Linked DNA regions of Homo sapiens: region 1 is linked to region 2. Evidence: chromatin contacts called from ENCODE Hi-C or POLR2A ChIA-PET data. All regions are on one chromosome and are shown on one strand. The core of a region is the stretch at or near the end of the contact, and the rest is flanking DNA. Distances in the headings are between cores, read along the strand shown.

The links. Hi-C counts contacts between places; a loop is a spot of excess contacts on that map. ChIA-PET counts read pairs that join two places held with the same protein, here RNA polymerase II (POLR2A). Pooled maps may share reads with other maps.
Region 1: a pooled map shows a loop between it and region 2 (2.0-fold over the local background). The contact joins the promoter of F11 here to the promoter of TLR3 in region 2. A Hi-C loop is called at or near these places in 1 of 168 maps with a recorded cell type or tissue (K562) and 1 of 50 pooled maps. POLR2A ChIA-PET finds 5 or more read pairs at or near these places in 1 of 52 experiments (Panc1).

What each region holds. Positions count from the first base shown.
Region 1 is chr4:186,262,584-186,270,079 of GRCh38, forward strand. F11 (coagulation factor XI) reads left to right here and starts at 3,606. Exons shown (of 15, transcript NM_000128.4): 1 at 3,606-3,712; 2 at 4,553-4,608. The coding sequence starts at 4,554. RefSeq lists an enhancer at 1,965-2,736.
Region 2 is chr4:186,064,398-186,071,316 of GRCh38, forward strand. It overlaps TLR3 (toll like receptor 3), which reads left to right and starts at 4,759. Exons shown (of 5, transcript NM_003265.3): 1 at 4,759-4,851.

The DNA.
Region 1 (7,496 bases), core at 2,356-4,855, 200 kb after region 2:
CATCCACATTGCTGCAAATGGAATGATTTCCTTCTTTTTTATTGTGTCCATTTTCAAAGCAAGTTCTGAAAGACAAGAGAAGGAGCTCTGAGAGTTGATTATGGCCATGCCTGAGAAGGGGTCTCAGTCAACTAATGCCGTTGTGGACATTCCTGTCCCAAGCAGAAGGCTTTAGGTCACAATATGTCCAAATGTCCAATACATCTCCCACCTATGATCCATTGGAAAGAAAACAAACCTCGGGACCCCCAAAATCACTAAGCCACATGGAAAAGTAAAGCTGGGAACTGCATTGGGCAAACCTTCCTCCCATTCTATTCCTAAATAAAATAGCTTTCTTAAGCTATAAAAAACCTTTTTTAAGCTTTAAAAAGGTTTTAAAAAGCTACATTCCTCACAATTTGCCCATGAGGAAATTCCTTGTGGAAAAAGGACAGGCAGAAGTCAGAGTCACCCCTCTGCTGACATGAGACAGGTGCGTATCTGATTGCCTCGTTTGCCATATTGTTTCACTGGGCCACACTAAGGCATGAGTGACTATTCTTGTAAATTGCGTATTTGGTGAAAGGCTAATTGGAAACTCGAAAAAATGCTTCTGTTTGTCTCTTATCTACCTATGACCTGGAAGCCCCCTTCCCTTCTTCGAGTTGTCCCACCTTTTAGGACCAAACCAATGTACATCTTGCATAGATTGATTGATGTCTTATATCTCCCTAAAATGTACAAAATCAGCTTGGGCCCTGACCACCTTGGACACATGTCATCAGGACCTCATGAGGCTGTGTCATAGGTACATCCTTATCCTTGGCAAAATAAACTTTCTAAATTGATTGGGACCTGTCTCAGATACTTTTTGATTTAGAATCCTAACTTCTGACTTGTACTTGGGTCTCTGCAGACTAACTTCTATATTCTTCCTAAGACTTTGTCTAGTTATTCCTCATTTTCATCAGTCTTCGAATATTCAAAAACATTTCATTTCATTGAAAAAAAATTGAAAAAAGTAGTTGATATCAGAATTTTAAACTGCAATGCATTAGTTGAAAATAATTTTTTAAGGATATCTATGGTCAGTTTAAAAGAAAGGTCTATTTAATCTCAAAGAGTTTCTATGTAGTCAAGACTTTTATTCTAGGCTGGGCACGGTGGCTCATGCCTGTAATTCCAGCACTTGGGAGGCCAAGGCAGGTGGATCGCTTGTGCCCAGGCATTCCAGACCAGCTTGGGGAACACAGCAAAACCCTGTCTCTACAAAAAATACAACAATTAGCCATGCGGAGTGACATGCGGCTGTATTCCTAGCTATTCAGGAGGCTGAGGTGGGAGGATCACCTGGTGGCTGCGTTGAGTGGAGATCACACCACTGTACTCTCGTCTGGGCGACAGGAGTGAGACCTTGTCTGAAAAAAAATTATTCTACTTTTATTTGAATAGACAAAATTTTTTTGAATCCTGATACTATTTCAAAGACCTTAAAGATTTCACTAACTAGCTAAATCAAACTTAGGAAAATATTATTTGGTTTTCCAGTGAAGCATTTCTCTTATTTAGAGCCTTTCTGTTTCTCTCAATAGGGTTGGAGAGTTATCCTTATCTTCTTTTTATTGGGGCTTAAGAAGAGAGATGAGGTTCCATGGAGTAAACAATACAAGGATATAAGGACCTCATATAATCTCACGTATCCATTTTCCATGAAAGCCATTCTTGGCACGAATTTGCCATTCTATGTTTGAGCCTCATAAAAGGCAATGCATCATAAATATGCACTTTTTGGGTAGCTGGAATGTACTTTAAACGGGAAACTCAAGAAAACAGCTAGGAACTCTTTATGCCAGGATAAGTCAAATGCACTGGCAATAGATCAAATAAAAATATCTGAGTAAATGCCTTCCAGATAGAACATCACCCTAGTTCTTCAGCACTTTACAAAAAGATCTGTTCTCAGTTCACATTCTCTTAATTCCCTGTCATTTCTCCCCGGTCTTCCAAATATGTTTTTTAAATTATGATTCCATGTATAAACACAAGATCGTATTTTGCTTTTCTATGAAAAATTGAGAGCCTTCTCTGAACCATAAACGTATCTTTCTCCAAAATGTATTCAAATCAGGCATATTGAAAACTGTTTTGTGTTCGTGTTGTGAGGTTTTTTAGGGGACCGCACAGAAACCCTCAGCACTAGTTAGTGCCTTGTGTTCTAAATGAGGAAACGGAAGCCAAGGACCTGCAGGTGGCTGGGGACTGTGCACAGGCTGGTTCCGCTCAAGTCACATGACTCGTCAGCCAGTGAGTAGGTCTGGGTAGCAGTTGGCATGGATGAACATGCCCTCCATAGGCTTTCAGACCTTCTTCAAGGCCAAAGGGAAGGCCTTCATGGAAATATAATTATGTGAAACACCCCAGAATTTTTTCACAAACTTTCCTGCCTATAAACGCCAGGTCCTACCACTGTCCAGTGTCCCACTTCCCACTGTCCAGTGGGAAGACTCCCTCCAGGACAAAACCACCCTTTCCTTCAGGGATGTGACGTGCTGTGCTTTCGTTGACAGTCATGCAGCTGCTAGACATGTCACTTCCTAGCTCTCCATTCGGGTCTGTGTCCCAGGACCTAAAGAAAGCTAAAAGAAGCCGGGCGTGGTGGCTCATGCCTGTCATCCCAGCATTTTGGGAGGCTGAGGCTGGCGGATCACTGGAGATCAGGAGTTTGAGACCAGTCTGACCAGCATGGTGAAACCCTGTCTCTACTAAAAATACAAAAAAAGAAAAGAAAAAAGAAAAAAAAATAAGCTGGGCGTGGTGGCGCGGGCCTGTAGTCCCAGCTACTCCGGAGGCGGAGGCAGGACAATCACTTGAACCTGGAAGGCGGAGGTTGCAGTGAGCTGAGATCGCGTCATTGCACTCCAGCCTGTGCGACGAGAGACTCTGTCTCAAAAGAAAGAAAGAAAGAGAGAAAGAAAGAAAGAAAGAAAAGAAAGAAAGAAAGAAGAAAGAAAGAAAAGAAAGAAAGTAAGAAGCAAGCAAGCTGAAATAGCTTATTTTTCTGTTTTAAAAAATAGACTTTTAGTGTTCACAAGTAAGAATAAAAAAAAAAAAAGCTTGGCCTTAGGAGGAATCCTATCTGCTTAGGCCTCTGAGAGGCAGCGTCACCTGAAGGGAAACTGACTGGGCAAGAGCCAGGCTCTTAGGAGCTGTCTGTACTTTGCTTCCCATCCGTCCGCTCTCCCCCAGCAGCCAAAGTCTCCTCCCTCCATTATATTGCAAATCAATGAATCCATTAGACTTTCCATGTTTTCTTTTTAGACTTTGAGATTCAAGGTCAGCTAGAATTAATGGTTAACAGCTGACAGGTGAAAGTGTGGTTAAATGCAGCTTTGGCTAGCAGGCACACAGGCAAAATCAAGTTCTACATCTGTCCCTGTGTATGTCACTTGTTTGAATACGAAATAAAATTAAAAAAATAAATTCAGTGTATTGAGAAAGCAAGCAATTCTCTCAAGGTATATTTCTGACATACTAAGATTTTAACGACTTTCACAAATATGCTGTACTGAGAGAGAATGTTACATAACATTGAGAACTAGTACAAGTAAATATTAAAGTGAAGTGACCATTTCCTACACAAGCTCATTCAGAGGAGGATGAAGACCATTTTGGAGGAAGAAAAGCACCCTTATTAAGAATTGCAGCAAGTAAGCCAACAAGGTCTTTTCAGGTACAGTTTCAGAACTTACTATTTAACATTCCTCTCAAGCAAATACGCCTTGAAATGCTTTTTTTAAATCATAGGAATTTAAAAACACTTTACAATAGAGAATGATTGATTTTTAAAATGTGTCTGATTTAGCTTTGTAGAGATGTTCCGCTAATATCCATAACTAATCTGAGAGGAAATGTGGAACAACAGAAGAGTAACAGTGTCTACTCAGTAACAAGCGTTTTACGAGTTAAAAAGACATCCAAATGCAGTACTGAAAAATCAGAAGTCTTGATTTGTCTCACTGATGACTCCGTTTTTCCTAGAGCAGTCTGTTTAATGCTTACTGGAGATAAATAGATTTATAGGTGACCAAGACAATCGATTAATGTATCAGCCACAGACTTTTTTAAATAGAAAATTTTCTAAGTAGGAAATCATTCATAGCTCTTTGAAAGATATAGGGAGAGGCCTCAAGGAAAGAAAGAAAGGAAAAAAATTGGGAAAGGAAACAAAGATGAAAAATTGGGGTGGGGAGAGCGGTCAGATGGTGGCCATGAGAAGGATCTGAACACAGAGAGCGGCGGGGCCGGCGGGGAAGGAGGGAGGAGGGGAGAGCGCTGCTTCCCTGTGGGTTCCGGCTTCTGCAGAGCTGTAAGAGTTGAATGCCACACACAGTCACACTAAGGAATGCTCCAGGATTGGGAAAGAAAATTCAACATTATAATGAGAACACTGTGAATGCTATTGAATTAACTACTCCCCTCTCTCCCTATTTCTTGTAAGTCTTAGTGTCAGTAAACTAATTATAAATTTACATTTTATGTTCTAAAAGCATGCACCTTTTTCTCATTGTAGGATGATTTTCTTATATCAAGTGGTACATTTCATTTTATTTACTTCAGTTTCTGGTGGTAAGTAGAGTGTTATCTTAACTATGGGCTGGGAGAGGGAAATCACACTGCAATCTCCACACATGTGGGAGAATCCCACACCATTTATGCCGGGAAGGAAATAAAATGTTTTTATTAACTTCCTGCCTGAGGCTCCAGAGGTTTTCAAAGCAGGGTAGGAATTGAGGTGAAAAAATTGTTTGTACTGGTAGGAATCTGTGTCTATATGTGTACCATATCTACATCCATGCCTACATACATCATTCATTTAAATGATATTTAAAAGCAATATTAAAAAGAAGAAATCTTGATTTGCCTCACTAATTAGTTGGTTTTTCATAAAGCAGTCAGTTCAATGGAACATACACACACACATAAAATAGGAATTTTGTACTGAAAAATGTTATGTAACTATTCATACACAGTTTATGCATTTCAATAATTTAACTACCCTGTTAATTCTCCACCCTATGTCACATCTGCTAAATTTGTTTATAAATTACTTAGCCAATATTAAGTAGGATATATCAGTACAGGTATTGTTTAGTTCCATGACCATTCTTTATTTAAAATGAAAGCTGAAGCATTCCTTTAGAAAAATAGCTTATGTCTACATGTTATATTTAATTTCTGATACTATTGCTAGCATTTTAAGCATAGTAAATTCTTTTTGCTGGCCTATGTGAAAAAAGGCAAACCTAGGTGAAGATATTAAAAGTAAATTCCACTTAATATATTAAATTACACAGCTCATAATTTCAATTTTCTCTGTGACAAGACTACTGCTCAGGTTATAATATTCCTTTGTTATAATTATCTGGAAATTGTATTGTTATTTCATTGATAAATATGTCAGCGCTAAATAATTTGATATATTTTGAACACTGGACCCAATAACTACATAAACAATTGACCCTGAATCAGGGGTTCCACATCCATGGATTTAAACAACATTGAAGTGAAATTTTTTAAAAAAAATTATATCTGCACTCAACATGTGCAGAGTTTTTTCTTGTCATTATTCCCGAAACAACACAGTATAACAACAATTTGCATAGTATTTACATTGTACTAGGTATTATAAGTAATCTAGAGATGATTTAAAGTACACAGGAGGCTGTGAGTAGGTTATATGTAAATACTATGCCATTTTCTATCAGGGACTTGAGCGTTCATGGATTTTGGTATCTGCAGGAGGTCTGGCAGCCAATCCCTCATAGATATCAAGGAATGATAGTGTACATATTTAGGTCCTTTATACATGCACATGGAACATTTACAAATATTGACCACACACAAGCCTCTGAAACAAGGCTCAACAAATTTTAAGGGGTTAAAATTATACTGATCATGTTATTCAATCACCGTGAATGGGAGCTAGAATAATAATAAAAAGGGAATTGAAAATCTGCAAACGTTTGAAAATTGAGTATTTATAATCACCGTGAATGGGAGCTAGAATAATAATAAAAAGGGAATTGAAAATCTGCAAATGTTTGAAAATTGAGTATTTATACCTTTTTAGATTAAGATGAATCAGAGATGAAATCACAATGGTAATTAGAAAAGGAATTGTACAATAATGAAAGTACAGTATATCAAAACTTTGAGATGTAACCGAATCAGTGTTGAGATCAAATGTATAGATTTACATGTATACATTAGAATACAGAAAAGGGAAAAATTAATGATATAAGATGACAAGAAGATAGAGAATAGCAACTTAAGTGCTAAGAAATTAGAAGGCAGAAAGAAGAAATCGCAGAAATTAATTAAATGGAAGACACACATATTTGAGAGGTCAACATAACCCCTTTCTAGCCCATTTTATAAGGTCAGGGTAATCTTGACACCAAAATCTGATAGGAAAATTCTGAGGAAAAAAAGTCACAGGTCTTTTATCTTATGAACATATGTACAAATGTCCTAAACAAAATATTATCCAACTTAACCCAGTAGATTGTTAAAAAAATTAAAGGATGATTACATTGTGATATTGTGACAAAGTTGGGTTTATTCCAGGAATGAAAAGTTGATTTAACATTCAAAAATCAATAGATGTGTGACTTCGGGGTACATACCGAAAAAAAAGAAGGGAAAGCAGGAACTCACACAGATATACTTGTACACCCATCTCATAGCAGCATTATTCACACTAACCCAAAGGTGGAAGCAGCCCATGTGTTTATCAACAGGTGACTGGATAAAGTGTGGTACATACATACAAAGGAATATTACTCAACCCTAAAAAGAAAGGAAATTCTGACACATGCTATGACATGGATGAACCTTGAGGACATTACGCTAAGTGAAATAAGCCAGTCACAAAAGAACAAATACTGTGGGATCTCACTGATAGGAGGTACTTAGGGTAGTCAATTTCATCAAGACGGAAATTAGAACAGAGGTTGCCAGGGGCCGAGGGGCCAGGGGAAGGGCTGAGGGTTGGTGTTTAATGGGCACAGAGCATCAGCTGGCGAAGTTGAAAAGTTCTGGAGGTGGATGGTGCTGATGGTTGCACAGCAATGTAAATACCCTTAGTGCCACAGAACTGTACACTCAAGATGGCTACATGGCACATGGTATGCTATCTGTCATAATAAAAAATAAAAATAATTTTAAATGTTAATATGTGCCGAAAAATGCTTGCTAAAATTCTATTAATGATCAAAACTTTAAATAAACTGGAAATGGAAGAGAACTTTCATCAGCTATTAAACGATATTTTAAACAAAAGCAAACAAAAATCCAAACCAAAAATCTTCAAGAAACATAATACGTAATAGCGGAATATTGAAAGCTTTCCCAAGGGATTGAGAATAGGACAAGAATACTTCCCATTATTTCCATTTACTCTTGACTGGAGGTACTCGTTGGTGCGGTAAGGAAGGGAAATAAAAGGAAAACGA
Region 2 (6,919 bases), core at 3,509-6,008:
TCGATAGAGTGGCTTAAAATGAAGGAATAAAACAGTGCATATCTCATGACATTAAAAAAAAAGTATCACTTTCAACTACCTTGTAAAATTACAAAAAATACAATAAATAAATAAAAGTTTAGGTTAGGCTGGGCGCGGTGGCTCACGCCTGTAATCCCAGCACTTTGAGAGGCCGAGGTGAGTGGATCACAAGATCAGGAGATCGAGACCACCTTGGCTAACATGGTGAAACCCCGTTTCTACTAAAAATACAAAAATTGGCCAGGTGTGGTGGCAGGGACCTGTAGTGCCAGCTACTCAGGAGGCTGAGGCAGGAATTGTTTGAACCGGGAAGGCAGAGGTTGCAGTGAGCTGAGATCGTGCCAGTGCACTCCAGCCTGAGAGACAGAGTGAGACTCCACCTCAAAAAAAAAAAAAAAAAAAAAAAAAAAGTTTAGATTAAACCAGAAGCTCTCTGTGGCAAACATTGGTTTCTTTTTCAGAGGGGAAATTCAACTTCAATACTGCTCAGTGGACATGAGCGAGAGTAGGGAGAGGGACATTTGTTATTTTCTCTCTTAAAGTTGTTGCTGGGGTCTTTGGTTGAGCCTAGTTCAAACTAGCGAAAGCTCAGTGAGCAGAAATAGAAGTGACACTGGTAAGAGGAACTGTATCTTCACTTTAGAGAAAGGATTCAGAAAGAAAAGAAATGCTTCCTAGAATTTCAGCCAATACAGATCAGAACCATGTCCTTTCTGAATGGGGGCTGTGAAGGGACCAGTTGAGTGCAGTTCACAATGACTGTCTATCTGGTGCTCTCAGGGAATTTAACCATTTGTTTAGGTTCATAATATATTCATCGCATTACATACCCATGAGAAGTTTGAATGATGAAAAGGTCTAGCCTTACTTTGGCTTCCTGCCAACCCAGAGAACATTGGTTGGTCCAATCTCCTTGTTCCTATTCTTAAAAAGTAAACTGATACTAATGGCACAATATATGTTATTTGGGTGATGAATACCCTAAAGACCCTGACTCCATCACTATGCAATCTACGCATGGAACAAAATGGCACTAGTACTCCCATAAATCTATACAAATAAAAAAGTAAACTGAGGCACAATACAGTTTTACAGTGCTTCTGAACCAGCAATGATTCATGAACCAGAAGTGGTTGGGGAGCTCCACCAAGGGAACACAAGAGAAGGCTTTTTCAGGACAGAGACAGAAGTAGAGCAAAGACAGCGCTTGACTGTTTACAGTTATACAGCTACCTTATTTGGTCTATCTCATTGGAAAGTCCTTAGTTATATAAGTTTGTTGGCTGCTTCTGATTGGTTGTGTTTACGTTTTCTTTAATATAGGCATTTACAAGATATAGTGCTCAAGTTATTATGTTTGCGTATGTCACTTATGTTTGCAGATCAAGCAAGGTCGAGGTCGCTTATGAGCCCTTGCTGGTTTGGTATGTTCATGGATTCTTCTGGCCTGGTCTCCATTTTAATGTACTTTAACACCATGAATAAAGGTTTACTTCTGAGACTCTAAGAGCCCGTTTAAATTAAACCTATGCATGATATTGCCTCAAATACCCAACAGCTCACTCATAATTGGATATTCATTGCTGGCACAAATGTTAAGTATTACTGAGCAATTAGTTCTCTCTATATTTGGCCCTCACAGAGTGTAATTATTGTATTGTTCAGTACTAATCTGCCTTTTCACATACATGCATTGAGAGGAGAGTCTTCTGTTTGCCCCACAATTTCAATTCTCTATATTTGTGGTTAGAAACTGCGGTGACACAATCCTCATGTCTAAATTCATTCATTCGGGAGATTGTAAAGATGGTTCCGTAAAGCCTCAGTATTGTAGGTGCTGATAATGATGATAATGAAAATGATAAACTTTCCCTTATAAATCTTATAATGAATTGACTAGACTGCCTACAGACTATACACTATCTTTGTCTATAGGTAAAATGGTTGTAATTGGCCGGGCGCAGTGGCTCACGCCTGTAATCACAGCACTTTGGGAGGCCAAGGTGGGTGGATCACGAGGTAAGGAGATCGAGACCATCCTGGCTAACACGGTGAAACCTCGTCTCTACCAAAAATACAAAAAATTAGCCGGGCGTCGTGGCACGTGCCTGTAGTCCCAGCTAGCTACTCTGGAGGCTGAGGCAGGAGAATTACTTGAACCCGGTAGGCGGAGCTTGCAGTGAGCTGAGATCGCGCCACTGAATTACAGCCTGGGTGACAGAGCAAGACTCTGTCTCAGGAAAAAAAAGATTAAAAAAAATAAAAACGGCTGTTTTATTAAGAATTGTTATTAGGAACGGGCAGAGAAGAACAGTGTCTGTGTAGTTCAGCATGTGAGTGGTAATTTGCTAATTATATCTGGCTTGTCACTCCGGTCTCTGTAACTTGCTGTGTTTTGTCAAGTGATTCTTCCAGAAATTTTGTGTATATTATCTTACTAAACTCTCATTAAAGAGGCCCCTCAAATGGAAGAAGGGAACTTAGAGTTTTTAGAATGTGAATAAATTTAAGGGACTTTGGCTTCTAGAATTCTGTAGATCTCTGTTTTGCTGGGAATATACAGCTTCCCATTATTCTGAGATTGGCTGATCTGTAATGCTGTGAAATATCAGTGTTTACTAAATTTGTTATTTTACATTTATGGGCATACATTTTTTTTTAATTCTCTCTCTCTCTTTTTTTGAGACAGGGTCTCCCTCTGTTACCCAGGCTGGAGTGCAGTGGCGCACTCATGACTCAATGCAAACTTGAATTTGCCTGGACTCAAGTGATCCTCCCACCTCAGCCTCCCAAGTAGCTGAGACTATAGGCATGCACCAACATGCCCAGCTAATTTTTGTAATTTTTGTAGAGATGGAGTTTTACCACGTTGCCCAGGTTGGTCTTGAACTCCTAGGCTCAAGCAATCTCCTAAAGTGTTGGGATTACAGGCATGATCCACTGCTCCCAGCCTTAATTCTTTTAAAAAGGGGAAAAATGAGGTTTTTCACTATTGCTCCAATCACCATCATAGCTAAATAAGTTAATGCACATAGTTAAGAAATGTACAGTAGAGAGAAAACAATCTGTGTTGTATTTAGAAACTAGCAAGAATTAAGGACTAATAATATCTGAATATGAACTGGTATTAAGCCCAAACTACTGCATCAGGAGACCATCAATAAAATTTATTTATCGAGAGCCATTCATTAGTCAACCAAAGTCGTGGGAAATTTAATCTGTATAAGGAGTCATAAGGCATAAGGGATAGGTATGAAGGATTGTTGAGATGATGTGTTTTATTTCGCTAATAATGCATATGACACCATTCCAATTTTTTTAAATTTAAAACAACAATCATTTATTTGCTTGCTTCTCAAGCCTGGGTAATCGTGTTTGGCAATGAGACCTTGTTGCATGCTTGCTAATATCCCACTGGTCAAAGCTAGTCAAATGGCCAAGCCTAGAGTCAGCGTGGGAGAAGGCCACACAAGGGTTTGAATTCTGAGGACGAGTCTCTTTCATTGAAGGCCAAAGAAACAGTCTACCTCAGAGGGTTGCTGGGGAGCTATAATGCAAAGAATAAACCTCACCCTGCCTTCAAGGCGCTCACAGAGAAGAAATCTTTTGAATATTAGTGAAGTTTTCCTGGACATCCCAATGGATAGATGTGAGGGACAGTCACGTACTCAGGACATCTGTTTGCTTATGGTGTTATGTTACAGATGTCACAAATGAAAATCAGAGACATGTAGCCCTGAGCCCAGTAACTATAAAGCGGTCTAGCTGAAGCTGGAGCCCACAAGAGGGCACTTTGCACCATGATGCACGCTTGTTTCTTGCCATCAGCTCTGCAATGAGTTCAAGCTAATGCCATGTCCCAGCCGTCCAGTTGTTTTATGACTTGTGTGATTGAAGCATATGGTGGCTTGTGGCATGTTCTTAGGCAAACCACTCACCTCCCTAGGTTTCGTTTTCCTAATTTCTCAAACAAGGGAGTTAGATTAGGTGGTCTATAGTTCCTTCCAATTGTGATATTTCACTATATAACAATATAGTTATAATAGATCATAGCACATCTGTAATGAAAAAAAGTGAGTTCATTTCTTAACAAGTACATTTACTTAACTAGTTGGAGTCATTAAAGCAAATTAAGAACGAAATTCTTAGTTAATCTGAACTTTTCTGGGCATACTGATCTGTTCCCTAACGCGTCTGACCGTGGAAAAGTGGATCAGCAGGAGTGGGACTGGCTCTCAGCTTTGCCATGTTTGGCTCTTTCTCTGCTGTGAAACTCAGTTTCTTCCTGGATCAAGAGGTTAATTTCTGCCGGTGTTATTTTACAGTGTTGCAAAGAGATAAAAGCCAGACGAAAGAAGGGAAAGTACTTCAGCTTTGATTAGGGATTTTTTTTTCTGTCCCTGTGACCATACACTACTCAATTCTGACAGCTTCGCATGAGTCTAGCAGAAAATTGAGGGATTCACTGTTATTCCTTAACTTGCAGAGGTCCAGACCCGCCCACATCAAATGGTGAGGTCCCCACTTTCAACTTTAGCTGTTGCTAAATCTGTGACCCTTTCAATGAAATCCAAGGATCTCAGCTTAAAAAAAGTTAAAATAAAATAAAAACTAGGTGTTTTTCAGAGGCGGTTTGAAACGCCTCTCTGAGGTTGTCAGAGATTGTTTTTGTTTTCTCCCTTTGCCCTTCTTGGAATGCACCAAACATAAAAGCATTTTTTTTCAAGCTTTACTTTCACTTTCGAGAGTGCCGTCTATTTGCCACACACTTCCCTGATGAAATGTCTGGATTTGGACTAAAGAAAAAAGGAAAGGCTAGCAGTCATCCAAGTAAGTGAAGGTGTTCATTTCACGTTCTTACTGGGCAGGGTCTCTCTTGCTGAGTAGAGTTTGCTAGCAGAATGCATGTGGTTTTAGCCTTCTTTGGTCTTTCTTTGATCTGGTGCTTGAAATCTAGTCAGAATTATTCAGGAAGGAAAGTGGAAGAAAAGGGATATGATATGGGCATGGGAGAAGGGTATAACTCAGAACACAAGTAATAGCACCAATATCTAGTTAATGTGATAATGTATTTATGCAGTATTTAATTTTTTTCTCTGTAGCATTCTGTACCTGGAAAAAACACATTAGGGAAGCTATGGAAATCATTTTGCAACAGTCTTTTTAGCAAATCACATCTTTGCCTTAAAGAAACAAAACTCCAAGAGGTTAAAAGAGCGTATCCCCTTTTGTTAGTTTTATTGGCTGGAGGGGAGACAGGAGCTGGCATTGTATGACAATGTCTTAGATAGGAGAGAACATTCAGGTATGCCTAGGAGTAAGTAAATGGCTTTCTTTCACCTAATGAAGGATAATGGAAGAAGTGGAGAAGTGGAAAGTTGTTAAGGTGTATGGGAAGATCAGAAACTGGTATCGGCAATTGTGGGGTACTCGGGTAAAAATGGAGTTGGCTTCAGCAAGTTGATTCCCAGGTTTACAGATGATTACGTGCTGGTATGTGTCTTCATATGGGCGTGCCTGTGTATGAACCTACTACAAAGGTTGCAAAGTTTACAAATCAAACTATGGATAGTGGTTAACTCCAGGTAGTCTGCCTCCAGACCCCATGTCCTAACCATCAGGCAATATTGTCTCTCACTTGGACAAAGAATGTGAATTCCATGTGCCCTCACAAAATATTTCCAAAATTCTAAGGCTGAGTGAGTCTCTTTTTAATTTTTTTTCATTTTCTTTATTTCTGCTAGATCTCATTCAACAGCAACGTTTTCTTCACTCTCATTTCATCCTTTAACTGCATTTTTGCTTGTTTTACTGAAGCATGTCCTAGAATAACCTTTTCATACAGATCGTATGGCTATAAACTTACTGAATTTTTGCATATCTCAAAATACTTATACCTTTTTATTTAGTTATTCAGATGGATGTGAAATTTCCCTATCTTATTTTATTTTATTTTATTTCATTTTATTTCATTTATCGATTTAGAGACAAGGTCTCGCTGTGTTGCCCAGGCTGAAGTACAGTGGCATGATCGTGGCTCACTGCAGCCTTGACCTCCCTGGCTCAAGCAATTCTCACACCTCAGTGTCACGAGTAGCTGGGACCACAGGTGTGAACCACTATGGCCAGCTAATTTAAAAAAAAATTTTGGTGGAGATGAGGTTTCCCTGTGTTGCCCAGGCTGGTCCCAAACTCCTAGGCTCAAGGGATCCTCCAGCCTCAGCTTCCTAAAGTGATGGGATTACAGGCATGAGCCACAGGTAATTTTCTTGGCCTGGTCAAAGGTAATTTTCTTGTTTTTTAGAGGTAAGGTCTTGCTCTGTTGCCCAGGCTGGAGTGCAGTGGTGTGATCATGATTCATTGCAGCCTTAACCTCCTGGGCTCAAGCGATCCTCCTGCCTCAGCCTCCCAAGTAGCTGGAACTACAGGCTTGTGCCACCACACTTGGCTACTTTCTAAAATATTTTTGTAGATACGGGGTCTCACTATGTTGCCCAGGCTGGTGTTGAGCTCCTGATCTCCTTCTGCCTACACCTTCTAAAGTGCCGGGATTGTGGGGATGAGCCACTATGCTTTGCCTGGATATGAAATTTTAAATTCAAAATAATTTTCTCTAAATGTTTGGAAAGCTTATCTCTATTGTTTTCCAGTGGTTCATGTTACTGATGAAAAGTTTTTTATTAATCAAGATCTCTTTTCTTTGGAAATGAAGGTTTTAGGATTTTTGTGTGCATGGTTGCAATTCTGAAATTTCATAGGAGTCTCTCCAAGTTTGTTCCTCTTTCACTCCTCCTGCCTAGCATTTGGTGAGTTTTGCCCACTGATGAAATGTCTTCAGATGGGGCAAGTCCTTAAGTCATTCAGGGATATGCTTTGTAATGGATTAGTCCTTCTCAGC